Regions from separate parts of the Mus musculus genome. Here region 2 is linked to region 1. A link is a contact called in ENCODE Hi-C or POLR2A ChIA-PET data. All regions are on one chromosome and are shown on one strand. Each heading gives the region's core, a stretch centred on a gene start or an enhancer-like site at or near the end of the contact. The rest is flanking DNA. Distances are from core to core; before and after follow the strand shown.

Region 1 (5,598 bases), core at 358-2,857:
TTCGTTTATTGGCGCGTGTGTGTGTGCACGTGTGTGCATGTGTGTGTGTGTGTGTGTGTGTATGTGTGTGTGTGTGTGTGTTATAGAAATATAGAACAAGATTACAGCTAGAGTCCACAAAACGATGTGAGCTGTGATGAGTAACTGATGTCTAAGCAGAGATAATGAACTCTCAGTCAACATGACAATACCCTAATATGCTCAGGTCTGGGGACAGTTTCTCCTTTCTCACCCCATTAGTTTTGCTTTGGATATCACTAAGGACACTAAAATTTCTGAAAAATAAGGAAAGCAAGTTATAGCATCCTCCTGAAACTTAGTTTCTGCCACCACAGGCAGGTTGATGGGCACAGGAGAGTCCCTTAAACTGGCGTCTCAGGTCCAAATGCTCGTTTTTAAACGGTTCATGGTTCACCATCACTAACAGCATGTTTGCTCCATCTCTGCTCAGATCTTTGAGCTATTTTCAAAATTGTTGTTCTACGCTCTTCTCAGATGTGGCCGAGAAATACTTTCAGGAAAGCATGACTTCTATCAAGGATTCCGAAGGAGCGGAAAGAGCCAAGTTCCTTTCGATTCAAGATGAGTTTTGCAGTTTTCTGCAAACCACCGGACAAAAAGAAGTAAGTGAGCCTAGATCATGATTTTCAAGCTATTCACATGGCATGCCAAAGACTTCTTCCCTCTGCCAGCATCTGTTGTGCACCGACTGTATACAGGGCAGGCCTAGACTGGGAGAGACTCCGGTAAATAAACAAAGGCGCCACTCTGGGCAGAGACCAGGTACTTTCTCTTAGAAACAAAACTGTTCGAAAGAAAATGGCCCATCCAACTCTAAATGATCACCAAGTTTCCCTAGTCAGGCTGAAACAGCAATACCAGGTTTCATTCAGGGAAAGACTCTAGCCCTTCTCACTATCACTGACTGGGTTCCCAAAGCCTGGCAGTCAAATCCCATGGGGACCCCACCTTCCATCTTGCTTCCTCTAAGGCCTCGCACACAGGTGTTGGGTCAGGTGGGTACAGGCAGGTCTGCATGGAGACTCCAGTCTCATGCACTCTCATGGGCCATACTTGGCCCGTTACAATGCTTTACCTCGGAGATTGATTTCTGCACATCACCATATTTAACACACCAGTCCCAGACTCATGGTCCTGCCAACAAATGGTGTGGTGTTCTTCATTAACACCTCCGCCTGTCTGTGGCACGGGGTCAGCACGTGCCCCAGGGCTGCCCTTTCTGCGGTCCTGGCTGTTGAACTTGGCATTGGTGTTGTGCAATCATAATTATGTTGTTAATGGTGGTGGGGTTTTGCTTTGTTTTGCCTTTTGAAACTGTTTTCATGTAGATCTGGGGAGAATTTCAGGACCTGTTGGAAGTTCACAGACTCTCCACTATGTGTCTTGATATCTGCAAAAATTAATATCAGGAAATACTGTTTTCTGTCCAACATATATTTTTTTCTAGTCCACGTTGGCATAGATAAATAGGACAAAGTAAACACAATGGTTTATCGTGCTCCCGGGGTGTTTACTTTTGGCTTCCTATGCCTTCTGTGTGAGAACGTAAAGTCCGGAAGCATGACCCACAAGTGCAGCCTGCTTTTCTCTTATCTGAGGACAACAGTGCAGAGGGAGGCATGCCTGCACCTAAGCAGGCCCCGGGGAGGGGACACAGATCCCAGCCCCACCACTGATGAGCCCAGCCGGAACAAGCAAGGTCTCCATTGCTGCTCTGTACCTTGGCCTCCTCCTGGTTCAGAAAGAAGAAATGAAGGTTGTATATATCTAAACAAATCAGACCACACATAAACTGAGCCCCAGTTTACCTAAGGGTTCCACGCAGGCTAGATCTGCTCTTGCCACTCGATGGAACCAGTTCTAGCTGGAGCCGTTGTGGTGTCTTCCTTCCTTCGTATTTTGTACTTTCTCTCCCCAAATATGCTGTTTACTGCTTCCTACCTAACCAGAGCACAGTGGCCCAGTCCTTAAGAATATTTTTCTCTAAAATGTTAAAAATATATTAACTTCATGACTTTTCTTGAGAGGGGTACAGATCTTACTCAGTTCCTGAACTTTTGTAAAGATTGCTTTCTTTTTTTTAATAATTTATTTTTATTCTATGTACATTGGTGCTTTGCCTGCATGTAAGTCTGTGTGAAGGTGTCCGATCCCCTAGAACGGAAGTTATAGACAGTTGTGAGCTGCCATGTAGGGGTTGGGAACTGAACTGCAGTCCCGTAGAAGAGCAGCCAGTGCTATAACTGCTGAGCCACATCTCCAGCCCCTTATTTCTATCTCTGTATGTGTGCAAGTGTTTTGCCTCATGTATATCTGTGTATCACTTGCATGCCTGACGCTTGCAGAGGCCAGAGCAGGGCAATGGATCCCCTGGAACTGGAGTTACAGAGGTGAGCTACCATATGGGTGCTGAGCCTGGGTCCCCAGCAACAGGAACAAGTGCTCTTAAGCACTGAGCAGTCCTTCGAACTTTTAAACCACGTCACATTTTGTCCTTTTCTCAGAGAGCGGCCATGATCCTGAGAGAGTCCCTGGAAGCCAAAGTAGGAGCATTTGGTGACTTCAGTCCTGAGGTGGCAGAAACGTACCGGGCCCTGGGCAGGGCAGACCTGGCGCAGGGAAACAACAGTGGAGCGTACGCGAAGCTAAAGAAGGTAACTAAAGCGGAGCCAGTGCTGACATGAAGCACAGCTCACACACACACACACACACACACACACACACACACACACTGCCCCCACCAAGTTCTTCCCTCCACCACACTTTTAAGTGAAAACTTATGATGGCTTATTCAGGTAAGATGGCATTGCTTCGGTGGTAGATTTAAGCTAACATTTTGGGAGACAAAAGAGTTCCTCTAAAATACATTCAAAAACTGAATTATCCGTCAGGTTTGATCATGCAAATATTGTAAAGTTTTTCACAGTGTGACTTACTAAGACTTCCTGGTTACTGTGGCCTTCCTGTGTGCCCAGTTCATGGAGGAAGCACAAAAGACTGTGCACGTTTTCTTCTGCTCCTCTTCTGAACCTGGAGTCTACTTTATGCAGATGGGATAAGGTCTCACGTTAACTTTTCCCCAAATACCTCCCCGTCGGAGAGATGTAGTGAGCACAGGTTTGTCGGGGACCGCGTCACAGAGAGCCCATCACTGCTCCAGTCACAGGCTTAGGATGGCATGCGCCAAATCCCCATGGGCCCTTGAGCTTGTTTCTGGATTTCTGTTCTATCCTGCTAATCTCTATTTATTTAGGTGTTAATATATTAATATATTACATGTTGAGTCACAGGGATTCTGTGGAATGATTTCATGTGAGGTAATGCAAGACAGGATTTCTCCCTGAAACATCAGGGGTTCTGGATACTTGTTGTTTTTATTAAAGTATTTATAAGTAAGTTCTGGGAAAACTGACATCCTGGGGATGTTGAGTCTTTCTACCCACGGACAAGGGCTGCTATCCTGTCTGTCCGTGTTTGCCTTGTTTCTCTCATACACACTGAAAAGTGTTCCGGCTCTAAGTTGTGTGTATTTATTAAGTGCATTTCTGTGCATTTTATTGCTACTATTGTAAGTGTAGATTTATTCACTGTTACACACTTTTACTTATTTTTCTGTATCTAAGGATTATTGGGATTTGTACTTTTATAGTCTCTCTAACTAGCTTAGTTTTTATTGCTTGAATTAATTTGAACATTGAGTCTCTCATTTTTCTAGATATACCATTATATCATCTGCAAATAGACTTAATTTTACTTTATATTTTCAGTTCTATGACCAACTCCTTTATCCAATTGCTTTGGCTCACTCATGTAGCACAATACTGAACAGCAGTGGAGGTGATGGGTCCCTTGCCTTCTTCCCAGTCTTACTAGAAACAACTCCAGAGAGTCCTCATTCAAGAGATGTTGACTCCAGGCCAGGTTCCTTTAATCCCCACACTCAGGAGGTAGAGACAGGCAGATCTCTGGTTCCAGCCTGATCTGCAGAACAAATTTCAGGACAGCCAGGGCTATGCAGAGAAACCCGTATCAAACAAACAAACAGGAGATGTCGACTTTAATACTAAGGTTTATGCACTTTTATCATGCTGAGGTTTCTGGTTTCTTGAGTCTTTTTAGAGTTAGAAATAGATGTCAATTTTTATTACAGTTTTTGTTTTCAACGTTAGCAGGCTGGCCACATAGTCCTCTCAGATTCACATCATACGGTATGTGTTGTTCCCTTATTAAACCATCCTTGCATTCCTGGAATAGATCCTCCCCCTTGATCACATTGGATTATTTTTTGCAAATGGTTTTTCTGAGACTAACTTTTACTCTTATAATAGAATCCAGAGACAGAGGAATTTATAAAAACAGAAATTTCCTTCTCATACCTTTGGGAAATCAAAAGTCAAGAGGCTTACATCTGTTGGTGGCCTGTTTGTTTTGTTCATTCAAAGGCAAAACACGGGAGTTAAAGATAGGAAGGGAAAAGAAAACTAAGGGAGACTGAATTCAGTCTTTTCAATGAACTTATTCCCAAGATAACAGCACTGAGCCACTCTTGCGGGGAGGACCTTCTCAGGACTCACTGCCCAACCCTGTCGCACTGAGAGTTAAAATGCCAACACGTTGCTTCTCAAGGGAAAATTTCAAATCATAGGAATTAGGTCTGTTGCTATTATTTACTTCAAGGTTTTGGCACTGATATTTGTATGTTATATTTAAGCATTAATTGTTGCATTTGCTTCAAAAAATTAGGAAATTTGTCTCTATCATCATCTACCAAATGCATGGTGTCCAAAAATTTATATCTCTTAGGAGACCCTTTGGGCTTGTACTTTTGTTGTGGAAAAATCCCTTTAAATTCTTCTCTATTCTACAAAAAGCAGGCTATTGGAGCTTTCTATTGGCAATTGAATCATTTTGCTTTCTAAGTAATTAACTACTTAATTTACAGATTTTTATTTATTTGTATAAAGTTTGCAAAATAATCGCGTGAAGTTTTTTACATTTTCATTTTTGGTAGTTGTCTCCCACCATGAGATTGGGACAGTTTGATGTGGCCAGGTGTGGACGAGCCATTTCTCGTCTTCCCGGCAGACTAGCAGATCACGTTGTCCGCAGGGAAAGGCCTGGGCTCTGGAGCGTTAAGTCAGTTGTTTCAGAACGCTCTGCTGTTCAGCAAAACTCAGCTCTGTCCTTTGTTCCAGTGACAGACAAGCGTAGGTCTCATGCTTCTGCATCGTGATCACTGTCCTGTCATCTCTGGGGTGGGACCAGGGCCTAGAGATCTGTCTGTGCTTTGCTCAGGTCCTGCCCTGGCTGATACTGCAGCTCAGCTTCAAGAAAATTTCAGGTCACACCATCCCAAAACCCAGCGTGGAAGGTGACTTTTTCTGCCTCTGGTTTGGACTCGTTAGCCGTCAGTCCTGACAGCAGAGGCTCTGATGCGCTGAAGCTCTCTGGCCATCTGCCAGCATCGGAGACAAAGGGGAGCTTGTTTGGATGCTGCGCATGCTATCGTAGGGGCAGTTCTCATTCCACAGTTGCTGTTATCTGAGGACCGGACTGGCTGCCCTGTGGACAGCAGGA
Region 2 (6,428 bases), core at 535-3,034, 49 kb after region 1:
GCTCAGCTGCTCTGACATAAGAACCGTTTATATTAGTCTGTAGTTGTAATAACATCTCACCACAGGGTCCTGCTTTCTCCTGGTTTTTACACAACCCAGAGATCTGCCCTCAGCTCGTACTGTGAGCAAAACAACTCTGACCCTTTTTCTGTATGACAGTTACTTAGTCCTCTCGCGGGAAGAAACAAAAACCAGAAAAATAAGACATCTGCTCGAGGAGCTACAAGCAGCTGTCTCCAGCTGGGAAATCATTCTGGCAAACAAAAACAAAACAAAACAAAACAAAACAAAAAGGTGCTTGGAGCCCTCTTTAAGCATGGTGAGCCTCCTGGGGAGGACTTGGCAGTGCCTTGCAACCTCTCAATGTGTTGCCTATCCAGGTCTGAAGTCTGGGCTGAGTTTTGGATTTCAGGCTACAAGCTCTACAAAAGCGCAGGAAAAAGAAAAAGAAAAGAAGAGAGGAGAGGAGAGGAGAGGAGAGGAGAGGAGAGGAGAGGAGAGGAGAGGAGAGGAGAGAACAAAAACAGAACTAACAGGATCGTTGATCAGGATGTGCCTAGACACGTCTGGATCTAAAGGTAATCCAACTAACAGGATGATGGGCACTAGGCTAGCCACCGGGACCTGTCACATGGCGTCAGTCCTCCGATTTAAGGATCATTGCACCAACCCCTTATTCTTAGACTAGCTATATGCCAGAATCCCGTCGCTTCATAAATAGCAAAGCTGCTGGCAGCGTACGCTTCCCTGGGTGGGGCTGAACCAGCTGGGTGTCCCGGGAACCCCTGCTGCTCGCCTACTGGGTGCACAGGGGTGCGTGTACAGGCTATTAGGGAAGGGGCGCGGTCCCTGCCCACGGACCTGCCGCTCCTCCGCCTGCATCCCGTACTCCTCGCGCATCCGCAGCAGCTCATCCTCCAGCCTCGCGCGCAGCTGCTCCAACTCCAGCGCCTGGTTCCGCAGCGCGTCTGCCTCCTGCGCGCACAGCCGCGCCTCGTCCTCCGCCTGGAGCCGGCTCTCTTGGCCGCGGCGCAGCGCCTGCTCCAGCTCGCGCACCTCGTCCTCGTACAGCTGCACGCTCTCCCTCCACGACTCGGCCACCAGCAGGGCGTAGCTGTCGTGCACGTCCCGCAGGCGCGGCGGGGGCGCGGCGGGGCTGGTGGCGCGGGCTCGGAAGTGCATGGTGAGGCTGGCAGCGCGGGCTCGTAGATCTCGCACTTGGCGTTCGTGGGCAGCGTCCAAGTCGCGGCGCTCAGTTTCCAGCCGGCCCAGCAGCGCCTCGAGGGCGGCGCGCGCGCCCAGAGCCTCCTCTAGCTCCCGCCGTTGCGCTCCCAGCTCGGCATCCAGGCGGCTGCGGGCAGTGCCGGCTTCCACACCCTCCCGCTGCAGCTCCAGCAGTTCCCTCCGCAGCGCGTCGCGCTCGCCCTCGGCCAGGGCTGTGGACCAGTTCAGTTCATCTAGCTGCTGTCGTAGGCTGCGCGCCTCCTCGGCGTAGAGTGCCTGATCCTCAGCCCAGCGGTCCTCCCGGCTCAGCCGGCTGCGCAACTCCTCCTCCAGTAGCAGGTTCTCGCGCTCCAGCTCTCGCACCCGGCACACGTAGTCGTAAAGCCGGGCGTTGAGCTCCTGCAGCTCCGCCTTTTCAGAGCCCGTCTGCAGCCGCCAGGACAGCATCTTGCTGGGTGTGCCGGACCCTTTCGATTAGCCGCTTGCCTCCTGCCCTGATCTTGTCCCCTCCGCCCCGCCGCGCCGCGCCCGCCGCGCCGCTGCCTCGGAGGCCCTTGGACTGGCGCACCGACTGGCGAGCTTCCCCACTTAGTGGCCCGGTCGCGCGGCTGTGGACTTGGGCCATCGCCTCCAGCCAATCAGGACGCGGCCCGCGCGGCCACTGCGGCCGGACAGCGCCCCCTGCCGGACAGATCGGGCCATGGCGAGGCTGCCCAGCACTGGCCCCCCTGGTGGCCCAGGGTAATCCCACGTGGGTTGTCGGATTACTGCGTGCTGGCTATCTGGGACACCTTATGAGGCTCCCCGTTGCTACTCCTAGGGCGCAACTAAGGCACCCCTGAGTCCCAGCTTTCTTTAATGAAAAATAGTTGCCATTAAATGAGAGATCCTTTTCGTAGAGGAAGCTTCTAATTGGTTGCTCTGGAGATGAGGGGCAGGAGGTGTATTCTTTAAACTAGAGTTATAGTTCAACAATAAAGAGCTTGCCAGATAAAGAATATGCCAGGCCTGGATATCAATATCCACCACCACAAAACAACTTTGCGCATGTATATTGCACATCCGTATATACACATATACCTGTTATGTTTTTTAAACTAAGACCATTTCAGTAATTTTGCTTTTATTTTTTATGTGTGTGAGTGTTTTGCCTGCATGTATTTGTACCACGACGGTGCACACAGACGCCAGAAGAGGGCGTCAAATCCCCGTGAAACTGGAGTTAAAGGCAGTTGTTAGCCAAAATGTGGGTACTGAGAATTGAAACCACATGCTCTGCTGCCAGTGCCCCTAACCACTGAGTCATGTCTTCAGCCCTACATATACATTTTTAACTTCTGGCATGAATGCATCTCCATTTGCCAATATTATATGTTTAGGTAAGATTTCCTTTCCACGCAGAGTGGGAAACGCTGTTACCTTCTTACTTGCACAAACCACCTTCATGGGACTTTATGCTTTGCAATATTAGCATCATTCTGGTGGAGAAAGAACCTAGAAAGACTTTGAAGTGCTCTGAGCACAGAACATTCTAGACACCTACCATCTCTCCAGACTTTTGCAACTGCCTTATACACACCCCCATTATGACAGCCTGGGAGGGGGGCCGCTGTCTCTTCTTTCAGCAGTGTGCCCTTAAAGCACTTAGTTTAATTGCCATAGAAACCACAGCTCTCTCAGTTTGTGCATACTTGCATCTCATTGCATTACACGACAGTTACAAAGGATGGTAGCCAGAGTCAGTAGCATTACAGAGCGCAGGAATAGGCACAGGTGGCCCTAAGTAGGGGGGTGGGGGGTATTCAGCACCAAGGCATTGGCCTGGGAGCCCTGGACTCTGTTCTTCCGTTCTCCCATCCACAGGGGCACATCAACACTTTGGTCCTTGGTGATCATCACTCAACCTTCTAGATTACTCATCCTGAGCGCCCTGGCCTTGACCACCCCACAACAGCCGACCCTCACAGGGCAGCTACAGAGTCACCTGGACTCAGCTGGAACCGTTAACTCTCATCATATTGAATGTCCAGACTTCCAGTTCTGTCTAGAGGTAGGGAGCCATCACACATCATTGGCCCCAATTAAGAGGTTGCTTTGCTCTGACTCCTTGGGTTTTTCTTGCTTCCCCCCACCCCCACCCCGAGTGTTGAATTGTAAAACTCAAAACTTCTCCTCACTTCTGCTGTAAACCCATCTCTCAGGAGATGACTGCTCTGGGGGCATAGCTTAGCAGAAGAAAGACAAAGTCAAAAACTTGTGCTACTGCTTACTATTGCAAAACAATATCCCACTGATCAGACTTAATCCTCAGAACTGAGATTCGGAGACATGGGCTAGTGTCCTTAAATATATGACTGTGAAGTGTGGGAAGAAGTGAGCATATTAGAGGTGACCAGGGGAGCCAACCTGAGCAGGCAAAGGCTGCACATTCAAAAAGAAGAGCCTAACCAAGTGGGAGGGAGGAGAGGGCTATTTGCGAAGGATGTGGGGGTGGAGAAGCACCAGTGACCTAGGGAGTAGCAAACCAAGAGCCTTTGTGCCCAAGTGCTAGCGGAGCCTGGAGTTCTGAGATACGGCCTCTGGACAGAGGAGAGCTGCAGAATATACCCTAGAAGGGAGAAGGTGAGCCCAACCTCTCTTTCCTGCTGCTCTCCTGCCAGGGTCTCCCACTGCAGAAGCCTGGCAGTGGTGTATGGGATAGGTCTCCTGCTGTGTGAGGCTGCCAGTTGTTACATGTGAACCATGGGGTCAACACAGCTACTGTGGAAAATAAGTATACAAGCTTATAATTCACAATACAACAAGAGGGAGATAAATACTCAAAATGTAACATGTCCTAATCACTCAACTGCATTTTCTTATCTGTTCTTGAAATTCTACATAGTTAATGTTCATGAATGTCATGTCAGGGTGTTGAATATTTGCACTATAGAAATCAGCCAGTGATTTGTTATCTTTGGCTGGGACCTTGCTTTGTGGATTGTCTAGCCTTAGTCTTCCCTTTGGTGTGCATCTGTTAAGACGATGGGTTAGCCAGGTGGTGGCTGCAACAGTGCACACCTTTAGTCCCAACACTGGGTAGGCAGAGGCAGGTAGATCTCTGAGTTCCAGCCTGGTCTAGAGACTGAGTTCCAGGACAGCCAGGGCTACACAGTGAAACCCTGTCTCAAAAAAACAATCAAACAACAACAACAACAACAAAAGACTACAGGTTAAACTTAGCAGTGTGTTATGATGTATCTATTGGACTGGGAATAGGGTAACACCTTTTTCAGTATCTCAGAACTATTATCCAGGCCAGCGAAGAAGTTCAGAATGGAGATTCATCACTATTTGGCCTTGCTTGATAAACAAAAATATTAACAAGAATTCATACCATGCTATACCTATTCATCAACTGCAACCATACACTAATGTCCAAGTCCTCAAAAAGCCACAAGAATATTCTATAAGAATCAATTGATTATATTGATTATATAAGGAGTATTGGATATTTTGCTATTGCTTATAATAAGAATGTGAAAGCTGTCTCAAAGGTGCCACAATATAGAAAGAGATGCACTTTTTATTAATATCTGACTAGAAAAAGTCCCTGTGGCCTTTGTTTCTGGTTTTCATTCTTTCATTAGAGTAGGTAATCTAAACTGGGCAAATAAAGGCATATAATATTAGAAAATTAATATATGTTATATTTCACCATGGAATTAAACATTTTCTTTTTCACTTTGAATGTAAAAAAGGTCTTGTCTTAATTATTGTGCAGTTGCTAGGAAGAGGCACCAGGACCACGCCGACACTTAAGAAGGAAAGCATTTAACGGAGAGCTTGCTTACAGTTTCAGAGGTTTAGTCAGTCCATTGTCACGCTGGGAAGCATGGTAGCATGCAGGCAGGAAAAGTATCTGAGATGCAGCCGTCCTGATGTCCAGCAAAGGGTCTTGGGGGTTGCCCTGGCTTGAGCTTTTGAAACCTCAAAGTCCACCCGCTCCCCAGTGACACACCACCTCCATAAGGACCTCCAGTAGGACTCCTCCTAATCCTTCCATGACAGTTCATCAACTGGAGACTAAGCATGCAAATATACCAGCCTATGGAGGCCAGTCTCGTTCAAACGCCACAGGTCTCTAAATTATTTCTTTCTAGAACTGTCCTAACATAAACCAAATGGTTTTTTGAAACCATTGTGTTAAAAATGGTATTTCTTGGATTTTTTTTTTTTGTTGTTGTTGTTCATTGATGGCCTTGGGGACTAAGCTGGGGACTGTGTGTATGTGTGTGTGTGTGTGTGTGTGTGTGTTTATTGGGCCCCAACCACTTTGAATTTCTCAGGCTGGGACTGGCCTTGAACTAACCACATAGCCTCAGGCCACCAACTTGCTTCCCTCCCACCAGGCTCCACTAAAGGCAATGATTTAAAATTTTGTTATTATTGTTTTTACCATAATCCTCTTTGGCAAGCAAACTCCTCAAGAACTGTCTACCTAACCTGTTGTTCATTTTAATGGAAAGAGATGTCAGAACTAGAGCAGAATGAAGAAGTGGGCTTTTAGTGATATCTGAGGAAGTGAACAGCTCCCGGCAGGGAATGCTCGCTCAAGGATGGAGAGTCAAGAGGGCTCATGATAACTTGCCAAACCTCCCTGTCCATAACCTTGAGAGTGGAGCTAGGCTCCCTGGAGGGGATCTCACAGCTAGTGAGTAATGAAAAACCCCTAGGAGCAAGAGGGTCCTCCGTGCTGGGTTGGGGAAGCAGAAATATGGGGTCTTTTTTCAAGCTAGGAGGGGGTGGAGTTACAAAACCACTCCACACCCAGTTGGCCCATGAATGTTGATGGATCTTAGCCTCTCTCCCTTTCACTCCACCTCACAGGCCAGGGAACTGCTGTGTCCCAGACAGACAGCTAAAAAGGAAGAGCCTAACTGACTTTTGTATCCTATGTTTGGCACAGTTTTTAGGGACACTGGGATGATCTCAGCTAGACAGAAGTGGGGAGAAGATCTTGGGCACTGGAGCCCAGGGGAGCTGTGCTCTCCTGGAGCTATAGCAGGGGAATGAAGAATGCAGTGGTGACCTGCACCTGGCACACAGGGTCTGAGACGCCATGCTAGGCAGAGCGGTAAGGAGACAGGTAAACTCAAGCTACTAGGACATCGTGGCTCATGCCAATAAGAGGCTGAGAAAAGAGGATCACTTTGTAAGAACTG

What was found. Hi-C counts contacts between places; a loop is a spot of excess contacts on that map. ChIA-PET counts read pairs that join two places held with the same protein, here RNA polymerase II (POLR2A).
Region 2: a loop to region 1 is called in a map of heart, with 2.3 times the contacts of the local background. The contact joins the promoter of Synm here to the enhancer-like site in region 1. A Hi-C loop is called at or near these places in 11 of 37 maps with a recorded cell type or tissue (adrenal gland, gastrocnemius, heart and 1 more). POLR2A ChIA-PET finds 5 or more read pairs at or near these places in 2 of 5 experiments (Patski and embryonic stem cell).

The regions. Positions count from the first base shown.
Region 1 is chr7:67,708,829-67,714,426 of GRCm38, forward strand. It overlaps Ttc23 (tetratricopeptide repeat domain 23), which reads left to right. Exons shown (of 11, transcript NM_001168475.1): 8 at 496-623; 9 at 2,526-2,675. Gm34140 (a long non-coding RNA gene) reads right to left here. Exons shown (of 3, transcript XR_391564.4): 3 at 2,675-5,583. Among named protein-coding and RNA genes, the nearest start is that of Gm34140, 5.7 kb to the right of the region's middle. Within about 2 kb of position 1,608, at least 1 of the 3 ENCODE cell types and tissues checked has a DNase peak (open chromatin) inside an H3K27ac peak, as active enhancers do; it is heart, where a contact is called at or near this core.
Region 2 is chr7:67,757,958-67,764,385 of GRCm38, forward strand. Synm (synemin, intermediate filament protein) reads right to left here and starts at 1,785. Exons shown (of 5, transcript NM_207663.3): 1 at 862-1,785. The coding sequence starts at 1,671.